Regions from separate parts of the Homo sapiens genome. Here region 2 is linked to region 1. A link is a loop called in an ENCODE intact Hi-C map of the cell type or tissue named here. Cell type or tissue: HCT116. All regions are shown on one strand. Each heading gives the region's core, and the rest is flanking DNA. Links, peaks and the distances in the headings are about the cores only. Region 1 overlaps SMAD7 (SMAD family member 7). Region 2 has its middle 25 kb from the start of DYM-AS1.

Region 1 (6,800 bases), core at 903-4,902:
CGTGAGCCACTGCACCTGGCAGTGCTGTGTTCTTTTATAACCAGGGTTCATTTGAGTTCTGGGTTGGTTGAACTACCTGGGGCAGAGCTGGGACCCTTGGGGTACAGTGGTGAGTAGGGGCTCCTCTGTCTTTAACAGTACTTAGGAAGCTCAGAACGCAGTTGCTGAGACTATCGTGGGACTCCCAGCTCCTTTACCTTGTACTCATTCTCAATAGTTCGCTCCTTGGCTGCTCCCCAGGGTTGGGTTTTCAAAGACTCTGTTGGAGCTGCTCGGAGAAAGGAATGAGTCTTTTTCTCTCGCAGAACCTAGTGCTTACCAAGTGCTTGATAACACTTAGTGTTGCGTGAGTCAGGAGTGGCCTAGAGCTTCTGTCTGCCAGCCAGCCTGGGCTCTGGGGAACAGGCGACACAGGCCTAAGGTGAGACCCTGACTTCAGAGATCTGTCTATGCGGAGCTTTTCTGTGGGTGAGAGATGGAGGTATGGCTCCTTTAACCTTGAGGCCAGTCTGGATGGCCTGGCCACCTCCAGGAAAGAGGGTAGGGACTCCATAGCCTGCCTGGGGAGTGAGAGCCATGGGATAGGGCTGGACTCTTGGGAATAGCCCAGCTCACTGGGTGGCCCTTTGAGCTAGTCAGTGACGCCTCAGTTTACCTGGCTGCCTATGGAACAGGTATACTTTGCTTCTTCACAGGGGTGGTAGGGAGGCTTAATTAACGTTTGTAAATCCCTCTTGAGATCAAAGCCACTGCAGAAGGGCAGAGCACCATTTCACAAAAATGCTTGTGGTTGCCTGTGTGGAGCTGGCTTACCTTTGATCTGAGATGGGCTGACACCCTGAATGTGGTCTCAGCTCTGCTCTGAGATGCCCGGCTTTTCCTTTGAAACACACCTTGCCCCTGGGATTCTGCCAGCCAAAGGTGGCGGGGAGTGGCTGTGGATAAGTCATTATGTTTAATGTGGGGGTGTCTTCCATCTGGGAGGAGTGGGTGGAGGAGAGGGTTGAGAAGCCTATCTCTAGAAAATGATGAAGGCCATCAAAATGGTTTAGAAAGTGCAGGGTATACACCATTTAACAAGTAACTCCATTTCCTGCCTGCCTCTATTGTTTTCTGTTTGATTAAGTGTATCCTGTAAAACTGTATATTCCTGTTAGGAATTAGACTTTACCCTGATAAAATGAGATTACACACACAGTCTTCTTTCCCCCTACCCACCGCAGCCACCTCACCCCCACGCCTGCCTCCACTTCTGCCCCTCGCCCGCTTAGGAGAGTTCTTGAAAAGTTGTCCTTCCAGCCTTGAGAATGTGGGAGAGGGAGTGACCCTGAGTTAGAGAGAGAAACTTAGCATTAAGAGGGCAGACAGCAGAAACCCAGAGATGGTTTGGGGCTATGTGTAGGCCACTAAAGGATTCCCATGGGCTACTTGCCCGTCTGCTCTTTTTTTTTGGCTTTCCTATTTGCCAGCATGGCCAAGTGGTTCCAACTGGAAACCCACAGGGACATTGTCCTGGTGGCCTGGGGTAGGAGGCCTGGTGTCTGCACGATCCAACCTGTTGTGTTTGCTGCGGACCTGGGCAGCACCTTTCCTTAGCCGGGCTCTCCGCTAGGACTTCAGGGAGTTTGGCGCTGCCAGTGGTGCATGACAAGCTTACAGGGTCTTGTGTATTTGTGTTTCATGGGACTAATGAGTTGTGGTTCATGGACATTAGGTTTTGCTTTAATTGCTTGGAGGGCGGTTGTGGAGACTGTTTCTCAGCTGGAATTGTCATTATCCTCATTAACGGTGAGGTCACTGTGCAGAGTACCTGAGGGTGACAGAAGTTGAAGAGAAGTCTAGTTAAGGGCAGATGCAATCTAAAGGTAAAAATCAGTGAGGAAACTCCGAGTGTTGGGTGCCAAATGTTTTATAGGAACTGAGGGCAGAGAGCCTTAGCAGGTCTGGGGTTGCCTGGGAAGGTTTCCAGAGATGAGGGGTTTGGACTAGCCTGGGAGAGGTAGAACATTTCCCCTCCGGCTCGGAGCCTTGCTGAGAATGTTCTCTGTCTTGATCTGGTGGTGGTTACACAGATGTATACATGAGTAACATTCATTGCGTCTACTTGGGATTTTGTATACTTTGCTCTACTTAAGTTAGTCCTCAATTAAAAAAGGGGAAAGAAGTCCCGGCAGCCCAACATCAATCTTGAGAATGTTTTCAAGAACTGGGAAACCTGTCTTTAAAAGGATGAAGGCAGAGAGGACATGGGCTCCAAGGAGAGAGCCTTCTGCCCTTGATGAGGGATGACAGAGCAACCAGGGTTGAGAAAGTCCAACCCAAACCTCCTTTGACCTTGGGAACCACCTGGTATCCGTAATGGGGGACTGGTAATGCAAGAGAAATTCCAGCCAGTCTCATTGAGCCTGACTCGAGTAATGATTAACTGGCTGCCCGGAGCCCAGACGGGTGACAAGGTGCTGTGGTCTGTCTTACGATGGGCAGTGAAGCCTGAGCAGACCATTAATAATCAGCATCAAGGCCGCGAGTCAGCCTTTTGGAATGTGTGGTTTGTCTTTCATGCTGTTTAGAGCGTGCTTAAAGATGGATCTTGGTGTTTTTATTTGTGTATTTATTTCTTTCTCTCCCCTTTTCAAATCCACAGCAGACTGTCCAGATGCTGTGCCTTCCTCCGCTGAAACAGGGGGAACGAATTATCTGGCCCCTGGGGGGCTTTCAGGTAAGATGCTTTCTCTTATTTTCCTGGCAATTCCAACCTTTTTTGAAATTGCTAAAGACTGGAGGAATGGGGGTGGCCTTCTGCCACCCCAGCTGGTCTGGACTTCATTCTCATTTTTATATGCCTTAAGTTGGATGCATCGGTGGTGACATTGTGGTGCCCTTCAGCTCCTCATCCTGCAGTCCTTTACGCTCTGGACACTGGATCCGTTCCGTGGACGGGGAGACAAGAGCGAGCTGGGGATTGCTTTGGTGTGTGAAGTGTTGCCCGGTTATTTTTAAGCAGCTCCTGGCTTGGGGGGCTTCAGCTTGGTGACTTTGGTGTCATTAACTCATGCATTTGAGCTCTTTTTTTGCTTTTGCTCTTTGCGCATGGGGGATGTAAAGGGAATGGACCCACCTTTAGGGAACTTGTTGAAGACAGATCCCAAGCATACGATGGGATTTCAGAGTAGATCTGAGGCTTCCCTCCCAAGTTCTGATTCCCAGCCCAGCCTGCTGCAGGATTTTGCAGCACATGTCTGGGGCTGGGAGCACCAGGGTGGGAGCACTGCCAACAGTAGGAGCTGTAATTGTTCCCTAGCGGGGCAGGTTTTCCTCAGGGCTCACAGGTATGCGTGAAGGCCTGGAATGCCAGTGCTGGGGGGTCACGGGGCTGGCTGACAGGCACGGGGTAGCCAGAGCATTGTTGTTCCTGAGGATGCGAAAAGAGGGCAGTACTTAGAGAAACTCACTGGTTATGTACATGGGACGCATTTCATGTTGTTCTGAAGAAATCCTATTTCTACCTGTTTTTCCATCCCCACCATGTCATCACTAGATTTTCTAAGAACTGGCTGAAGCAAGAGGGAAAACGACCTTAAAAACAGAAATTCCAGCAGAGTTTTGGGCATTTGGCATTTCCTTGCCTGTAGGATCACGTGGTAGCAGCTCGAATAGAAGCTGTGCCCTGTTGTGGTGTATCCTCTTGTGTGAGGGGCACCCTTTTTTGTGGGGTACCTGCTCTGACTACTTGGTGGTGTGTCTTCCATGGCTGGCTCAGGCAAAGTTCATTCCCGGACGGCTCCCTCCCCGGCTCTCCTCTTCAGGAACTGAGCTTGCTGAGAACGTCTTTAGGGAGACCCTTGTTTGTTTTCATTTCAATGCAATATATACTCTGTTATCTGAGACTGAGGGTATTGTTTACTCAAAGCTTCTAATGAGAATTGAGCAGGAAAAAGAGGGACCTAGAGAAGGGAGGGGGCTTCAGGCAGTACGGTGGGAGTGGACAGAGGAGTTGAGGAGGGAGAAAAGGCAGCAGTGTGTGAACTGCATCTTTTCTGCTTTCTAAGGCTGAGAGAGTTCTTGAAAGAAAGAAGGCCAATGAGAGGAAAGGGTCTCAGCAGAATAACACGCTCAGGATGTTGTTAGATGGTTTTATTTTTTAAACCCTGAATGTGCAGGGAGGAGCCCCGGCCCCTCCAAACCACATGAAATAAGCAAGGGAAGTGGCAGCTTTTGAAAGGGTCCTTTCGGAAGGTTTGTCTTCTTGATAACATCTTGTCTGTCTCCCCTGCCGGAGGAAATGACGACACCAGGCTGAGATACCAGCCTGAGTGCCTCCTCACCCGCCCGTGCCATGTGACCTGTGAAGCCCTCAGGAGATGGGTGGGCTTTTTTTTTTTTTTCTTTTTTGACAAAGTCTCGCTCTGTCGCCCAGGCTGGAGTGCAGTGGCGCGATTTCGGCTCACACAGACGGAGTCTCGCTCTGTCACCAGGCTGGAGTGCAGTGGCCCGATTTCGGCTCACTGCAACCTCCACCTCCCAGGTTCAAGCAATTCTCCTGCCTCAGCCTCCCAAGTAGCTGGGATTACAGGCATCCACCACTGTGCCCAGCTAATTTTTTGTATTTTTAGTAGAGATGGGGTTTCGCCATGTTGGCCAGGCTGGTCTTGAACTCCTGACCTCGGATGATCCACCCACCCTTTCCTCCCCAAGTGCTGAGATTACAGGTGTGAGCCACTGCGCCTGGCCGATGGGTGGGCTTTTTTTCCCCAAAGCTCTTCCAGTCCTAGAAAGAAACTGGGGGTAAAACAATCATTAACTCCTTCCCCTCACCCCTCCAGGTAATTGTAGACACAGATATTAATAAGGAGCTGCCAGGAAGAAGCAGTGACTCTCTGAAGGGCAGTGTGGCTTCAGAAGACTGCAGAGAGAAGAGGGGGCCTTCCACATGGCAAGAGCATTTGTTTTGAATTTCAGCTCTTGATTTACTAATTCCAAAGGCTTCAAAGTTTGAGCTCCTTCTTCTTTCCGTTCAGAGTTGGTGCAGTGTATTCATAATGGGCCATGGTGGGGAGGGTACACTGTTTTGGGGGTTGATGTCACCGGCTTGGGGGCGTCTGGAGGGGAGGTGATGGGCACGGAGAAAACCTAGGGCTGTCCTCTTTGTAGCGAGAATGCCTTCCAAAAGGGAACTTTATTGGCCCCTGTCCAGGGCAGAGAGTTTTGTAAATGGAGAAAGCCCAAACCTCCTCCTTTTCAAGAAGTTGATCGTTCCATGGGGGGTGGCCTGGGTGTGTCTGCCTTGCTGTGGATGAGGCCAGTGACTGGATGTGGCAGGGCTGGATGGGGGAAGGGGCATAGCAGACACTGAGGTTGGGGGGTGGGAGCCTGGCAGCAAGGTGGGGAGCAGTGAAAACTGAGGAGTTTCTCCCTCCTCCTCCTTGAAATAACCTCTCTGAGCCTCTTTCACAGGCCCTGTGTGCTGTTTTCCTTCCTGTCCTGCCCTGGCTGAGAGCGGGCTTAATGAATGGGGCTCAGTTTAGGGTGGGAGGAAGGTCGGCAGCAGGAGCCAGGGCTTGATTCTCTTGGCAAGGGAAGAAGGGAAAGAAAAAACAGCCGAATGTGAAAATGTGGTGCCTCGGAGGTGGGGGTGGGGTGTGCTCAAAGGCCGGTCCTCTCCTGAAATGCAGGGGTGACTCCAAGGCTGGCCCTTCCCTTTCCTGCGCCCTTGCAAACTGCCCGGGAGGAAGGGGAGTGGGCGGGTAGGAGCCCGGGGGCGGGGCTGCTGGCTGCAGGTTGGAATTCCAGCATTGCAGCTTTGTTTTGGGGGGGTGTGGGGGGGTGGGTAGACGACAGGCCTGGTCGTTAGGGACTTGCAGTGAAACACACCCCACCCTTGCAAGTTTCCTCGGTCTGGGAAAATGGGACATTTTTAGAAGGCAGTGACTTGCTTCCAGGAGATTGTACTTTCATTTTTGACAGCTGGCTCTCTGAGACAGATGGATTGCTGGGTGCAAGCTTGTGTGTGTATGCGTGTGTGTGTGTTGTGGGGGTGGGTGTGTGGGTGGGTGGGTTTTGCCGCAGACGTACAGATAGACAATCCCGTGCGCAAACACATGAGAGCGTGCGGATGCCCACAGGCAGGCTCTGGGATAGGGTGGGTCCCTGTCGCTGGGGTGGGTTGATGTCAGGGCGGCCTCTCCAAGAGGTTGTGGACTTGTGGGGTGGAGTTTGTGGATTGATTCTGCTTTGTGATTTGGCAGTCTGTGCCTGACTCTCTGGGATGGGTGTCTTTTGAAAGGCATGCAACTCCAGAACAGGTCCTTGCTGCTGCTTGGACATGGATGTGTCATGGCTCAGGAAGATCACCTGGGAGAGGTCTGATGTAGCTGGGAAGCCTCTAGGCTCAGCTCCGTCGTGGAGATGGAAAGGATTTGCTCCCAGAGCTTTCCGGGGATCACTGGGAATGCAGAGCATGTGTTGGAAGCTATCATCTTTGCAGCCTCCATCTGGAGTTTCTGTCTGGGGGCTTTCATTTTGCCTGTCTGCTGTCCTGGTTTGAGTGGGTTGAGGGAGCAGCATCTCCCTTGTGAGTTGTAGGTTATTCAGCTGCAGACTCATCTTCTAGCCTCCTCCTTTATATATGAATGTCTGGAGCTGGCTGGGCCTCAGCCATATGGACCTGCCCAGTTAGGGTAGGGATTGGAAGCCAGCAACCACTTGTAGTTATTTAAACTTCAAAAGAAGTGCTCCCATGGATCTCAAGGAGGGAGGTAGGAGGCAGTGGAGACAGAAGTGCTCACGTGTCCTGGGAAACT
Region 2 (6,800 bases), core at 1,420-5,419, 56 kb before region 1:
CTCATGCTTTCTACATGTGACCTTTGGGGCATTTGAAGCCGGGAGTGTGCTGGGTGTGGACACGGGATAGCTTCCCCTAATTGCCCACCTTCCTTCTCTTCCTTCCTTTCCTGCCTCCCTCTCAAGCCATCCAGCCCTCAAGAGTAGCTGCTCTGGAGGCCAGTGTAGTGGCGCAGGCCTGAGGCCTCAGTGGAGGAAGGCTCAGATTCAAGGAAGACACACACGTGGCAGGCCCTGGAGGAGAGGCAGCCCAGAGCCTGTCTCCTCCTGGGGCCTCGGCCCTGAGCAAGCTCGGCCCTGAGCACATTCCCTCCTTCTACTCCCCACTCCCCTGAAGGTCCTGTGCTCTGCCCAGGAAGGGCATGGAGTCCAGGTCTGCCTAGAGCCTCGGGTTGAGGCAAAGGGCACGATGCCAGCTGGCCTCATCAGAGGGGTTGAGCCTGCGGGTATGAGGGCGAAAACTCCAGGCTGGGTCCTGGATCTGGGGGCTCCGAAGGCTGTGGAGGGAGCCACAAGGCACCCCTTGCTCCACCAGACCCCAGCTGCCTCCGCCCCACCCCACAGCCCAATTCACCCAGCAGATTCAGGAGAACAGAGACCTAATTATTTCTACCAACGGCCTTAACGAGATTTCACAGAAAGGCTCAAACTGCTCCCCCATCTCCTCCCTGCCACCTCCACCTTCCCTGCTCTCCCATCCCAGGGCCTCTTGTGCTTCTTGAGAACCTCATTTTTCCAGGATACTTTTCCATCAAAAAGAGACTAATGAGCCTGGCACGGTGGCTCAGACCTATAGTCTCAGCTACTTGGGAGGCTGAAGCAGGAGTATCAGTTGAGTCCAGGAGTTCGAGTCTAGCCTGTGCAACATAGTGAGACCTCATCTCTAAAAACTAAAAAGTAAATTTAAGGCTAGGCACTGTGGCTCACGCCTATAATCCCAGCACCTTGGGAGGCTGAGAATGGCAGATTGCTTGAGCCCAGGAGCTCAAGACCAGCCTGGGCAACATGGCAAAACGCTGTCTCTATTAAAAATACAAAAATTAGCCGGGCATGGTGGTATGTGCTTGTAGTCCCAGCTAGTTGGGAGGCTGGGGTGGGAGGTTCGCTTGAACCCAAGAGGTCAAGGCTGCAGTGAGCCATCATCACACCACTGTACTCCAGCCTGGGTGACAGAGCAAGACCTTGTCTTAAAAAAAAAAAAAGAAAGAAAGAAAGAAAAGAAAAGAAAAAAGGCAGGATGTGGTGGCTCACTCCTATAATCCCAGCACTGTGGGAGGCTGAGCCAGGCAGGTCGCTTGAGGACAGGAGTTTGAGACCAGCCTGGCCAACGTGGCAAAACCCCGTCTTTATTAAAAATACAATTAGCTGGGTGTGGTGGCGGGCGCCTGTAGTCTCAGCTACTCAGGAGGCTGAGGCGGTAGAATTGCTTGAACCCAGGAGGCGGAGGCTGCAGTGAGCTGAAATCGAGCCACTGCACTCCAGCTTGGGCAACAGAGTAATACCCTGTCTCAGAAAAAAAGAACAGAGATGCTTGATGTCACTAATCATTAAGGAATGCAAATCAAAATGACAATGAGCTAGCACCTCACACCTATTAGGCTGGCTACTATTTTTTTAAAATAGAGAAAATAAAAAATGTTGATGAGGACGGAGAAATTGGAACCCCTGTGCACTGCTGGGGGTAGGTAAAATGGTGCAGCCGCTGTGGAACATAGTACGGTGGTGCCTCAAAAACCTCCACATAGAATTACCATATGATCCAGCAATCCCATTTGTGGGTATGTGCTCAAAAGAACTGAAAGCAGGGTCTTGACGACATTTCTGCACACCAGTGTTGACAGCTGCACTGTCCACCACAGCCAAGGGGTGGAAGCAACCAAATGACCCTCCGCAAATGAACGGGTAAAAAAAATGCGGCCTATCTACACGATGGAATACTATTCAGCCTTAAAAAAGAGAAGGAAATCCTTTCATGAGCTACAACATGGATGAACCTTGAGGACATTATGCTGAGTAAAATAAGTCAGTCACAAAAGGATAAATACTGTATGATCCCACTTTTACGATGTATCTAGAGAAGTCGAAATCATGGAAACAGGCTGGGCGCAGTGGCTCACGCCCGTAATTCCAACACTTTGGGAGGCCCAGACGGGTGGATCACTTGAGGTCAGGAGTTCGAGACCAGCTTGGCCAACATGGTAAAACCCTGTCTCTACGAAAAATACAAAAATTAGCTGGGTGGGCTGGCACATACTTGTAGTCCCAACTACTCGGGAGGCTGAGGCACAAGAATCGCTTGAACCTGGTAGGTGGAGGTTGCAGTGAGCGGAGATCGAGCCACTGCACTCCAGCCAGGGCGACAGAGCAAGACTCTGTCTCAAAAAAAAAAAGTCATGAAACCAGAAAGTCAAATGGTGGTTGCCAGGGACCGGGGGGTAGGGAAGAGGAGTTGTTTAATGGGAACAGAGTTTCAGTTTGGTGAGATGAGAAAGTTCTGGTGAGATGAGAAAGTTCTGGAGATTTGTCACATGGCAAGGTGAACAAAGTTAACACCACTGAACTGAACACTTAAAAATGGTTATGAAGGTAAATTTTATATTATGTGCTTTTTACCGCAATTAAAAACAAAAATAAATATAAACTGACCAATGAACAAATTATAAAATCTTATTTTAGTGGATAGCCTGTGTTTGCTTGTTTAGGGGCTTAGAGCTCTATTTTTACTGATACACACACTGACTTCATTATATTTTCAAAACCCAACAAGCAGGTCACCTCCATTCTCATCGGCCAGCACCTTCTCCCACCGCAGCCCTGTTCTAGCATCCCACGGCCTCTCGAGATCTTACGTCTTCCCCAGCACCCTGGAAGGGCCCTGGGCAGAGCACAGGGCTAAGACCTGATGCCTGGCCGAGGGTCTTGGAGCCTGAGGACTGTTGGCTCCTGCAGGACAGGCAGCTCTGCTCAAGCCAGGAGAGGAATGTCAGAGCCCAGAGGGTGCCCAGGGCCCCTGAGACGCTTGCCAAAAGGGAAAAGCTCAGCAGCTGGTCAGGGAGGGGACGCTGGGCAGGAGTCCCTTGGCTCTCAACCTTGGCTGCACACTAGAATCTCACGGTTACATCAGAATCAGGATATTTTAAAGCACCCTAGGTGGTTCCAGCATGGAGCCGAGGCTGAGAACCACTGCTCTAGAGAATGGGATGGAAGGGTGTCCCCACGGGGCTCAGGACTGGGCCTGTTGTCAGTGGGAGGTCTGGCTCGGGGCCAGGACACCCTCCCAGCCTCCACCCCAAGGCTGGTGAGCGCAGCTCTCAGCCGCACCTGACCTTAGTCAAGAACTGGCAGGCAGGCACCAAGGGTCCCGCCTGGAATTCCAAGGCAGTCACGCATTCCCCACCACCCTGGGAGCCAGGGGTGTTACATCATGTCCAGGGCCCTGAGTCACTACGGATGTCTCTCCTGATGGCCACAGAAAAGCAAGCACCCAGCAGGAGGGAGGAAGCTGTGAGCACAGCCCCACGCCCACGTCCCCTCTCAGAGCAGCCCCATAAACAGGACCAAGCTATTTTAGGGGAAGAAGATCAAATGTGGGGATCAGTTCCCCCAGCTACTTTTGACTCAGTCCTTCAGGCTATTTCTGTGAGGGCGCAGGCTGGTGTCACCCCGCGTCACCAAGCACTCTGGGCCTGAAATTAAATGTGTCTGCTGGAAGAATGAGTGTGAATTCCTATAGGATAGATGGTTGCCTGGCAACACAGTGTCACGGCCAAAACATGGGCCAGGGCAGGATGGGCGCGGGAGACACTCAGGTTTGCAAAGTGCCAACTCAAGCCTGTGACAGTCTCAAGGGTCTCTGAGACTCAAGAAACTGATATTTGCCCAGGACGCCTGTGGACCTTTAATCACAACGAAAGAGGGTAGAGTGTGGAGCTGAGCCTTGTGCCTCTGGACACATTACAGCCTGGGCCTCTACCAGGACCCAGCACCGAATTATGATCAGTAATTCTGTATTATTTTCCTGAAGGAGACACTCTTGCAAATTGTGTAAGCTTCAGGGCCCCTCAAAACCTGGAGAATCTTCTGACCCCTTTCCATACCAAAAGAAAAACTTCTACGTGTGAGTATCCAGATAAATTTTATGTAAAATAAACACCCCGGCAATGGAAGGCTCATGGACCAAAGCTTTGGTCAAACACTCAGTTAAAATCAGTTCTGGGTAAATAATTGGGAACTGGCAGGAACTTTAAAATCCACCTAGCTCGTCCCTTTTCTAAGAGAGGGAAATGCAGCTCTGAGAGGTAAGGCGGCGCTGCCCCCCTTAGAGGGTTTTCAGCAGCGCCTCCCATCTCTGCAGGTCCCTGGAGCTGGCAAGAAGGGGAATTGACCTATGATTAGTTTTGAAAACGTGCCTGGGAGGTGAAAGACACAGGGTGCAATGTGGCATTTTTATTATTCTTGTGATGTCATCACTTTGAGAAGCTTATCTATACACACATCTCCCCACCCAAACAACAAAGTCAGCTTCAAAAAAGAAAGCCCTGAAGCAAGCTGTTTGTTTCATGAGTTGCTTAGCAAGCCAGAGGCATCTGCTCTCCAGATTCTAAAACTGTAGGTGTCGTGGGCCGCAGAGGCTCCCAGGTCTTGCTGGCCCTGGCCTGCCCTCCCCAGGGCAGCCAGGCCGCAGCAGTGTCTGGGGGGGTAGGGTCAGTTCAGGGTGGTGCCCAGGAGGAGGAGAAGGCCTAAGCCAAGACAAGCCTCAAAGCCTCCTCTTCTCTAGCGCTGGCCCTGCCCCACTGACTTCCAGAAACCTCTGCCAGCCTCCCTGCCTTTGCTCCCAATTCACCCGTCCTCCAGAAGTGAGACCTGGAAAGAATTGCAGAGGTCATTCCATTGTAGCAGCTTTTCAGGTGGAGCCTTGAGGCTCTGATGTGCTCGGGGTCTGCGGACCATGGGCTGCTGACCTCTCATGCATGCTTGGGGGTTTTTTGGGTTTTTGTTGTTGGTTTTTTTTTTTTTCTGAGTCAGGGTCTCACTCTGTCACCCAGGCTGGAGTGCAGTGGTGTGATCTCAGCTCACTGCAACCTCCGCCTTCTGGGTTCAAGTGATTCTCTTGCCTTAGCCTCCTGAGTAGCTGGGATTACAGGCGCCTGCCACCGCGCCCGGCTAATTTTTGTACTTTTAGTAGAGACGGGGTTTCACCATGTTGGCCAGGCTGGTCTCAAACTCCTGACCTCAGGTGATCCACCCGCCTCGGCCTCCCAAAGTACTGGGATTACAGGTGTGAGCCACCGTGCCTGGCCACCCTTGTGTTTTTCTGAATCACCAGTCTTTTCTCCTGAAATATCACTGCCCTAGGTCCTGTTCCTGTGGGGATTGGCTGGGCCAGTGGTTTTCAAAATGTGGCTCCTAGACCAGCAGCCTCAGCCTTGTCTGGAAACTTCTGAAACAAGCAAATTCTCAGGTCCCACCCCAGACACCTGCTGGTTGGGAACTCCGGGGCTGTGACCAGCCTTCTGTGTTAACAAGCACCTCAGGCGATTCTGAGGCACCTACAGCTTGGGCACCTTTCTCTAGACAGAAGCTCTATGAAAGCAGGGAGCCACCTGCCTTATCCGCTGCCACTTCAGCAGGGCTCCTGGAAGATGGTGGCTGCTCAATACGTGTTTGTTGAGTGACTATCCTAGACCCAAGCTAGAGCTGCTGAAACTGGGTGTGTGGGAGACCTTATGGACATCTGCATTTCAGCAGGCCTTCCAGGGGAGCGGGTGATGAGGGGCTGCGAACACCATGAAGGGGCAAAGGGCCCCAGTTCCTCTGGCTGGGGTGTTTGCTGGGCCTGAAAGCAGAACAGGCAGCTGACTTCGGGAATAGGAGCTCCTCTATTCTCACGCTGTCTTTATTCAACCAACCTCTTTTATAGAAATGGTCCTCTTGGTTTCTAGGACACGAAGCTACTGAATAATCAAGAAATGAAAGATGGGTCCATCACAAACCAGACAATTGCTTGGGACTCCGAGGACGTCCTGTCGGCAGTTCTCAATGCAGAGGAACCCATGTGGATGCGTGGCTTGCGCCTAGGCTGATCCCCGGCCTGGCTCCAGGCGGGCATCACTGTCTGCCCTGTACTCTGCCTTCCCGCCGTCCTCACCAGCTTGGAGGATTCTGAAAGGGAGCCCATGCCTAGGAGGTCTGGCGGCTTCTCCTGCCATCCTATTTCTGGGCCTGGCCACAAGGAGGTTTCCAAGAAGGGCCCTTGGTCAATATCACAGACAGCTCTTGGGTTCCTGAGCTGTGCCTTGTTAGGGCAGACCATAGAATCCAGCCACAGGCACAGGCTATCACCACCACCTGCTCCATGTGGGTCCCTCCTCTGTGTACTGGAGGTGTGAGGACACTGCTGGGGCTCAAGTTACAGGCCCTGTACCCCTCAAAAGACAGAGTCTGACTGCAGAGGGCAAACACTCCACAAAGCCAACTGAAAAGCATTGAGTGGGAAGGCAGTGGGGAGCTCTGAGTGTGACCCCCGTGCCGAGGCATCCACTCAAGGGCTGATGGGTGGGAGAGGCGCTGGGACCTGGGGAGCAGGATGTGGAGATGGGAGTTCTCCTGGGAAGGCAGGTCTTGCAGGGCTTATGGCAGGACGGTACAGAGAAGGGGTCCTGGGAAGCAGGGGACTGGTGTGGGTTAGGTGGGTTGGGTCACTGTTTGGGAGGCGTGACAGTTGTCTCTGCTTTCCGCACGCCTTCAAACTCAATGGCACGAAACTGGAGGGCACAAAGGCCCTCCCCTCAAAACCCCCA

Evidence for each region. A loop is a pair of places that touch in the nucleus more often than their neighbours do. Peaks named below come from ENCODE experiments on the same cell type or tissue, not always from the same donor. Only the 100,000 strongest peaks of a DNase experiment are listed, where the experiment ranks them.
Region 2: a loop joins it to region 1, with 2.4 times the contacts of the local background. A loop is called at or near these places in 20 of 110 quality-filtered maps.

The regions. Positions count from the first base shown.
Region 1 is chr18:48,938,400-48,945,199 of GRCh38, reverse strand. It overlaps SMAD7 (SMAD family member 7), which reads left to right. Exons shown (of 4, transcript NM_005904.4): 3 at 2,645-2,719. Among named protein-coding and RNA genes, the nearest start is that of SMAD7, 9.2 kb to the left of the region's middle. RefSeq lists enhancers at 2,108-3,307, 2,792-3,749. In HCT116, for the core only: no CTCF peak of the experiment used is centred there; a DNase peak (open chromatin) is centred at 2,429; H3K4me3 peaks cover 1,548 bases; H3K27ac peaks cover 1,202 bases; H3K27me3 peaks cover 1,235 bases.
Region 2 is chr18:48,994,936-49,001,735 of GRCh38, reverse strand. No RefSeq gene overlaps it. Among named protein-coding and RNA genes, the nearest start is that of DYM-AS1, 25 kb to the left of the region's middle. RefSeq lists enhancers at 1-834, 4,522-5,220, 5,578-6,345, 6,346-6,800 and a silencer at 1,427-1,616. In HCT116, for the core only: no CTCF peak of the experiment used is centred there; DNase peaks (open chromatin) are centred at 3,425 and 4,525; H3K4me3 peaks cover 1,794 bases; H3K27ac peaks cover 2,206 bases.